2 separate regions of the Mus musculus genome follow, and region 1 is linked to region 2. Evidence: chromatin contacts called from ENCODE Hi-C or POLR2A ChIA-PET data. All regions are on one chromosome and are shown on one strand. The core of a region is the stretch at or near the end of the contact, and the rest is flanking DNA. Distances in the headings are between cores, read along the strand shown. Region 1 holds the start of 3110082I17Rik (RIKEN cDNA 3110082I17 gene). Region 2 holds the start of Gpr146 (G protein-coupled receptor 146).

The links. Hi-C counts contacts between places; a loop is a spot of excess contacts on that map. ChIA-PET counts read pairs that join two places held with the same protein, here RNA polymerase II (POLR2A).
Region 1: POLR2A ChIA-PET joins it to region 2 with 11 read pairs in Patski. The contact joins the promoter of 3110082I17Rik here to the promoter of Gpr146 in region 2. A Hi-C loop is called at or near these places in 1 of 37 maps with a recorded cell type or tissue (left cerebral cortex). POLR2A ChIA-PET finds 5 or more read pairs at or near these places in 3 of 5 experiments (Patski and embryonic stem cell).

Annotation. Positions count from the first base shown.
Region 1 is chr5:139,458,742-139,462,196 of GRCm38, forward strand. 3110082I17Rik (RIKEN cDNA 3110082I17 gene) reads right to left here and starts at 1,793. Exons shown (of 5, transcript NM_028469.3): 1 at 1,728-1,793.
Region 2 is chr5:139,379,022-139,382,445 of GRCm38, forward strand. It overlaps Gpr146 (G protein-coupled receptor 146), which reads left to right and starts at 1,618. Exons shown (of 2, transcript NM_030258.5): 1 at 1,618-1,722. All of the region lies in intron 2 of 3110082I17Rik (RIKEN cDNA 3110082I17 gene), which reads right to left.

The DNA.
Region 1 (3,455 bases), core at 543-3,042, 80 kb after region 2:
GACGCCTCTTCTGAGCTCCATGGGATCCTACGCACACATGGTATACACACACACACACACATTAGCAATTTTAAAAAATAAATGAAAATAATAAAACAAAATTTAAAAGCTTCTCCCAGGGAACAGTGCCAGCAAGAAAGTAAAGACAACTCAGAGCAGTGCTTGTCTCACACATTACAGGCAGGAAATCTGCATGTGGTGGAGCCTGAGAAGAACTCTTTTTGTTTTTCTGCTTTTCAAGACAGGGTTTCTCCATAACCTGGCTGTTGTGGAACTCCCTCTGTAGAGCACACTGGTCTCAAACTCACAGAGATCCACTTGCCTTTGCCTCTAGGGATTAAAGGCATGCATGGCCACCACCACAGAATAACTCTGGCAATTATACAATAAAAGAATTTGGGCACCAGGTGGGGTGGTGCACACCTTTAATCCCAGAGCTCTAGAGGCGGAGGTGGGAAGATCTCTGTGAGTTCGAAGCCAGCCTGGTATACAAAGGGAGTCTAGGACAGCCAGGGCTTGCTATACAGAGAAACCTTCTCTCAAAAAACAAAACAAAAACCAAACAAAAGAAGTGGTGGGGGAGGGGGAGAAAGCAATATGGTTCAGCAGGTAAAGGCGCTTGCCACTAAGCCTGAAGACCTGAGTTCCGTCCCTGCCTAGCCTGTCGAGTCCACTGTCACATACAAGGTAGATGGCTGCTGGGGACCACCTAAAGTTGACCTCTGGCACACACACACACTGCAAACTCTAGAATGGGCAAAGGTCTTGAACAAACAGTGAAGAACATGAAAAGATGCCCAATGTCACTAGTCCTTTAGGAAATGAAATCCAGAGGCACTGACTGCTGCTTCATGCAGCAAGGAAATAAGAAGACAGAGGGCTAGGAGTTCTCAGTGGGTAAAAGCACCTGCCGAACAAGCCTGATAATATGAGTTCGATTCCTGGGACTTACATAAAAAGCTGGATGCAGTGTGTGAATCTGTCGTCTCGTCTCTCCTATGGTGAGATGGAAGGCAGAGACAGGGGGGTAAGCCTGGGGTACACAGTGCAGCAGCAGAAACCAGAAAGACTATGCCTCAGCAAGCTCAAAGAAGGAACAAGACTCCCTTAAATTATCTCCATGGTACCTAAGACCATTAGTAAGAGATCTTCTACAGTCAAAAACCTGGGCTCCCTAGATCTGGGATTCTTATTCTGGCCCCCGTTTCTTCCCAGAGCCTTGAGTGACACCGATACAGAAAAGGAACCCAAAGAATCTTTTTTTTTTTTTTTTTTTTTTTGAACGGAGTCTCATTTAGAAGACATGGCTAGACCGAGCTAGCGGCAATTTTTTTCAGTCCCAGCCTTCAGGATACTGAGACCACAGCTGTGTACCACCACACCCAACTTGTAAGAATGGATACATGGAAGGACTGTTGGGTGCATGAATAAGTGGGTGGGTGGATGAAGGATATAGATGAATGGATGGGTGGGTGCCTGGATGAATAGGTGGGTGGACGGATGGATAATTGGGTAGAGGAGTGGATGGACGTTTAAGTAGACGGAGGAGTGGACGAATGGCTAAGTGGTCGCCTGTATCAACAGGGGTAAATGGGTAGGTGGGTGGTTGAATAGATCTCTGGAAATCCACGTGGAGAGCTGCGCAGAGACGCACAGCCCGGCCCAGGACCGCGTCTCCCCGGGCGGATGCGACAACCCCCCGTCACCCCACCCTACCCAGCACGCACCTGCAGCTCCCACTCTCGCACACCTCTGCCACGCGCCTCCACCACCAGCTCAGCAGGTTCCGCGCCGTCCCGCCCTCAGAAGATCAGCGCTATCCATTGGATCGGGAAGGCGTCCATCTTCCAGCCAGCCAATGGCCGCCGCATGGGAGGGCGCAGCCCTGGCGCAGGATATTGGCGTCATCTCTCTGAGCTGAGAGCGCAGTCAGTTGCCAGGGCAACACCTGGTGGCGTGGGCACGTGCGGCCGAATTCTGGCCGCTGGTGCTGGGCTGAACAGATAGAACACCTCTCAGAGAATTCCAGCAGGTAAAGTTAGAATATCCGAGGGGTGCCGGGCTTGGAGGTGCACGCCTTTCGTCCCAGCCCTAGGGAAGCTAGGAAGAAGGATTAGGAGTTCAAGGCTATCCTCCGCTGTGTAGGGAGTTCAAAGTCGGACCCTGTTGTAGCCTATAATCCCAGCACCAAAGAGATAGAGGGAGGAGGATCAGAAACTCGGGGTCTTCTCGAGATTCATAAAGGCCAGTGAGATGCCTCCGACGGTAAAAGTGTTTATTGTAAAGCTTGGTAACGTTAGTTTGATGTCCAGGATCCATAAATCGGAAGGAAAATCAATTCCCACAAGCTGTCTTCTGACCTCTAAACACACACACACTAAATAAGTAAATATGTACATTTCATAATATATGTATGTGTACACACACACACACAAAGTAGTGAAGAAGTAATGTAAAGGGTCTGGCATAGCTGTCACTGGCCTTGTAACAGGGCCATAGACCTTAGTAGGCCACCAGACCTTAGCACACTGACTCCACATTGGAAGTACCATGAGGCTGTAAAACTTAGCAGCACATAGACAGCACCACCTGCCCAAACTAAAACAAGGGCCTAGTCCATCAGAGTCCATATAGTGCTGGGAAAGTCTCAACACACACTAACCTTGCTTTCCAGCCTCTCTAGTTCCACTTCTGGTTTACTCTTCTTTTTAACTGTGTGTCAACTCGGAACATGGTTTTAGTGCTTAAAAAATCACCTGGAAAAAGGCTCAGTGCTACACTAGGATTCCATCACCCAGTGTAGTTGCTGGACAGCTAATAAAGATTTTCTATTGGCTTAAACCATGTCTAGCAGTCTTCTCTTCAGAGTACCCCACAACAGCCTTTAATTCCAGCATTGGGTCAGAGGCAAGTGGATCTCTACAAGTGTGAGGCCAGCCTGGTCTACATAGTGTGTTCCAGGTTAGCCAAGGCTTAGTGAGACCCTGCTTCAAAATGACAAAATTACAGATGGAGTGGGTGTGATTTATTGCTGATGCTGCTAGCCAACTAAGAGGAGACAGTAAATTCCTTGTGATGCAGAATAGAGAGAGGGGAATTATCAAGCAATGAGAAAAGACAGACTCCCTCACCTGAGTTTTGTTGAAGCCTCTAACAGGCTGAGAATCAAGAACTCTAGCTCAGCTGGCATTTGCTGTGAAAGTGGCCAACACAGAGATAACAGGTAACAATCTTTCTGTATAAGGATACCTTATTTTATTTATTTTTTTTTGAGACAGGGTTTCTCTGTTTAGCCCCAGCTAGCCTGGAACTCACTCTGAAAACCAGGCTGGCCTTGAGCTCACAGAGATCTGCCTGCCTCTGGCCCTGGTGTGCTGGGATTAAAAGCATGTGCCACCACTGCCTGCCCCAACTCTTTCCCTTCCAATTTAAATGTATTTGTGGGTTGATCTCAG
Region 2 (3,424 bases), core at 368-2,867:
TCCTGCCCAGCATTTCGAAGTGCCCTTGTGGAATGCAGCTGATCTTATCAACTGCCACTCCAGAACAGCCAGGAAGACCTGCCAAGTCCCAAGAATGTGGCCCGGGAAGGGAAGTTCCGGGCGTTTCCATGGCGCTTGGCCTCGGCAGGGCACTGGGCTGCTGTGTGAGCTGAGACTCGTGACCACTGAGTACACGGCCCGAGCAGGGGCCATGCCTGACCCTTAGGAGCCCTCCCTGCAGCACGAGGGAGGCCAGCTCTGTGGGATTTTTCAAATATCAACCTCAGAGCACGAGGTCAGACAGCAATTCACACACCCTACCATGTCCAAGATGTCTAGCTCGGGGACATGCCTGCTCAATGGGAGGACCGCCCGCAGCCGAGTCGGCGGCTGGGCCCTCTTACTCTGAACATCTGTGCTGTGCTTCGGGTGGTGCAGAGCAGGCAGCCAGTGGGGCCTTGCACTAGGAGGGTGCTCGGTTCACCAGCAGCACTCCCCAGTTGTGAGTGAAACCTCACAGGAACCCTCTGGAAGGCCCAGGAACCCTGACACTTCAGAGTCTCACCAGGAATCCTGAGGGTCAATTATTTATGGTTTACTTTCATTTTAGATTATGTGCCTATGGAGCCCAGAGGTCCACCTTGGCCATCATTCCTCAGGTGCTGTCCACCTTGTTTTTTATAAGACAGGGTTGGCTTTTTGGGGGTGGGGGTGGTTGGTGGCCTGAAATGTGAAAGTTAGATAGGCTGGCCCAAAGGGCCCCAGCGCCTGCCACCTCCCTAGCACTACAAGCACATGCTACCACACTCAACCTTTCTGACATGGGTTCTGAGGGATCAAACATAGGTCCTCCTGCTTGCAATTGGGCCAACAACTCCAGGACCCTCCCCCCACTTTTGACAGTCTTACTTTGCAACCCCAGTTGGCCCAGAATTTGCTATGTAAGCTACAACAGCCTTGGATTTATGGCAGTCCTTGCTCTGCCTCTTGAGTGCTGAGATTATAGATGGGCACCATCATGCCCAGTTAGGCTATCTGTGTGTGTGTGTGTATTTTGTTGTTGTTACTCTTTGTTTTTTAAGATCTCATGTATCCCAGGATACCCTTCAGGTGACTATGTAGCCAGGGACAGCCTTGAACTTCTGATCCTCCCTGCTCTATCTCCTGAGTGTTGGGACTACATGTATGCACGCACCACTACCCCTGGCTTATGTGGTGTTGAGGACTAAACGCCGGGCTTCCTGACTGTTAGGCAAATACTCTAAATGGCACCATTCCCACTTTCATGTTGGACAGCAGCTACACAGTGGGTCGGAGCTGTTTTCTCCGGACAGCTCCACTTAGACGCCTCTAGGACCGGGGAAGCACAGGTCGGGGAAATTACAAACTTTAATGGGGGCAGGTGCGCCGCCCTCCAGCATTAAGGCGGCCGGCCGTGGCTGGCCAAGGGGATTGTCCGTTCGGACTGGGGGCGGAGCCTGCGGGAACTAAGCACCGGTTCCAAGAAAAGGGCGGAGCCACCGAGCTGTGGGTCGGGAGAGAGGGCAGGGCCTGACGGCGTTGCTCGGCGGGCGGGGGCGGGACCACGCGAGCAGCCCCCGGGGGCGGGACGGGGTCACGTGTGTACACAGCCCCCACGGCGTGCGCGCCGTGAGCTCCGCTGCCTCCTGCAAGCCCAGCTGCCCGCCCGCGGCCGGTGCGCGGGCCGCCGCCCAGCGAGCGGTGAGTGGGGCCCGGGGAGGGGAGCCCCTAATGCTCTGTTCCAGGCGGGAGGAGACCGCGCCAGGCTGCGCTGGGTGGACGCCAGGGACAGGGAGTGTGGTCCTGAACCCGCGGCGGGCGGTGGGTTTGCTGCCCGAGGAGGCGGACGGGCTCTCCTAGGACGCTACGGTTACCATCTTCGTCCCTTCTGTTGGTTAAGAGCGTCAGGACATTTGGAACCCGTGCGTAGAGATAGCGGAACTTGCGCCATCGGCCCTGAACATTCATCGGGCACGGGAGGCAGTACCAGCAACTAGAACCCCAAGTGAAGGGATACAGTTTCTTCGGTCCTCAGGCTTGCTGACTAGGACTAACTTAGTACCCGCTGTCCAGAACAGCACCTGCCAATTTAGCGCGCCCCGGTCTGTGATTATGTTCTTGCGAGCTGCATTCCTATTCTCGTCCTGATCCAGCAACCTGACATCTATGTCCACCTCCATGTATCAGAGGCACTGATAACCTGGGGTTAAGCTAGCTTGAAAGAACTATAAGTTAATCCTATTGAAACGCCTCTGGACGTGTCCTGAGGCCACTCCACCCATAGGGGACCAGGCACTATCTCTGTGAGTGCAAGGAAACACTATTAATAATTACACTAAGGGTACAGTCACATTATCCTAACCTGCCATGTAAGTCTTTGAAGAACAACCACAAGGTCCAGATTTCCAAACTAGAACCTCTGGTTGCTCCCAGGGTACAGTGTATCAGTGTCCCCGTGACTCTTTTTTTTTTTTTTTTTTTTTTTGGTTTTTCGAGACAGGGTTTCTCTGTGTAGCCCTGTCCTGGAACTCACTTTGTAGACCAGGCTGGCCTCGAACTCAGAAATCCGCCTGCCTCTGCCTCCTGAGTGCTGGGATTAAAGGCGTGCGCCACCACGCCCGGCTCCCCGTGACTCTTGAATGGGCTCATGAAGAAAGCTGCGACACATCCAGCTAAACCTAATGTGGGGATGCATGGGGATTTAGGTCAGAATGTGTAGGCTGAGTAGTTGGGAGGGGATGCCTGTGTGGTTCACAGACTGGAGGAGACTCTTGCAGCTCCCTGGGCATTCTCTCCTTCCTTACCCCACAATGTCCTAGCATAATCCCCTCCTTTAATGACCCAAACATACTGAGACATGAAGCCAAGCCCTTGGGGGAGTGAGATCTGTGCTCACAAGTGAGGCTCCTGTTTTCCTTAACCTGCCCTAGTTACTTGCTCCTGCCTGCAGCCTCTCAGCTTCCCTGTGGCTCGAGCTGTCCTGACCCAGCAGCCGGACAGTTCAACCTACAAGTCTGGCTGGCCAGCACTGGGTCACATGTGTCTCTGAGCTCTCAAAGGCCCTGGTGGCCCAGGACTCCAAGCACCACAGAGGCTTCAAAAGGCAGAGAGGACTCGGTCTGCAGAGAGACGTGGTTGACTTTTCAGCAGAGACGCAGAGTGACCTGTGCACCCCAATGTCCACTCTGGGGACCCTTTCATACAGGAGTTTCCCCATCTGAATTAGGAGCGCTGTAAACCCAGCAGAGCATTGTTGTGATGGGAGCAAATGTGACAAGATGAGTAAAAATAACCACCAGAGCCATGATAAGATCTGTGGCTTTGAGCACTTCCCTGCAGGTGAAGCCACACCCAGGTTTTTTTAAAAGCTGAGGTTATCAGGAGCCCAGATGGGGGTGCACGC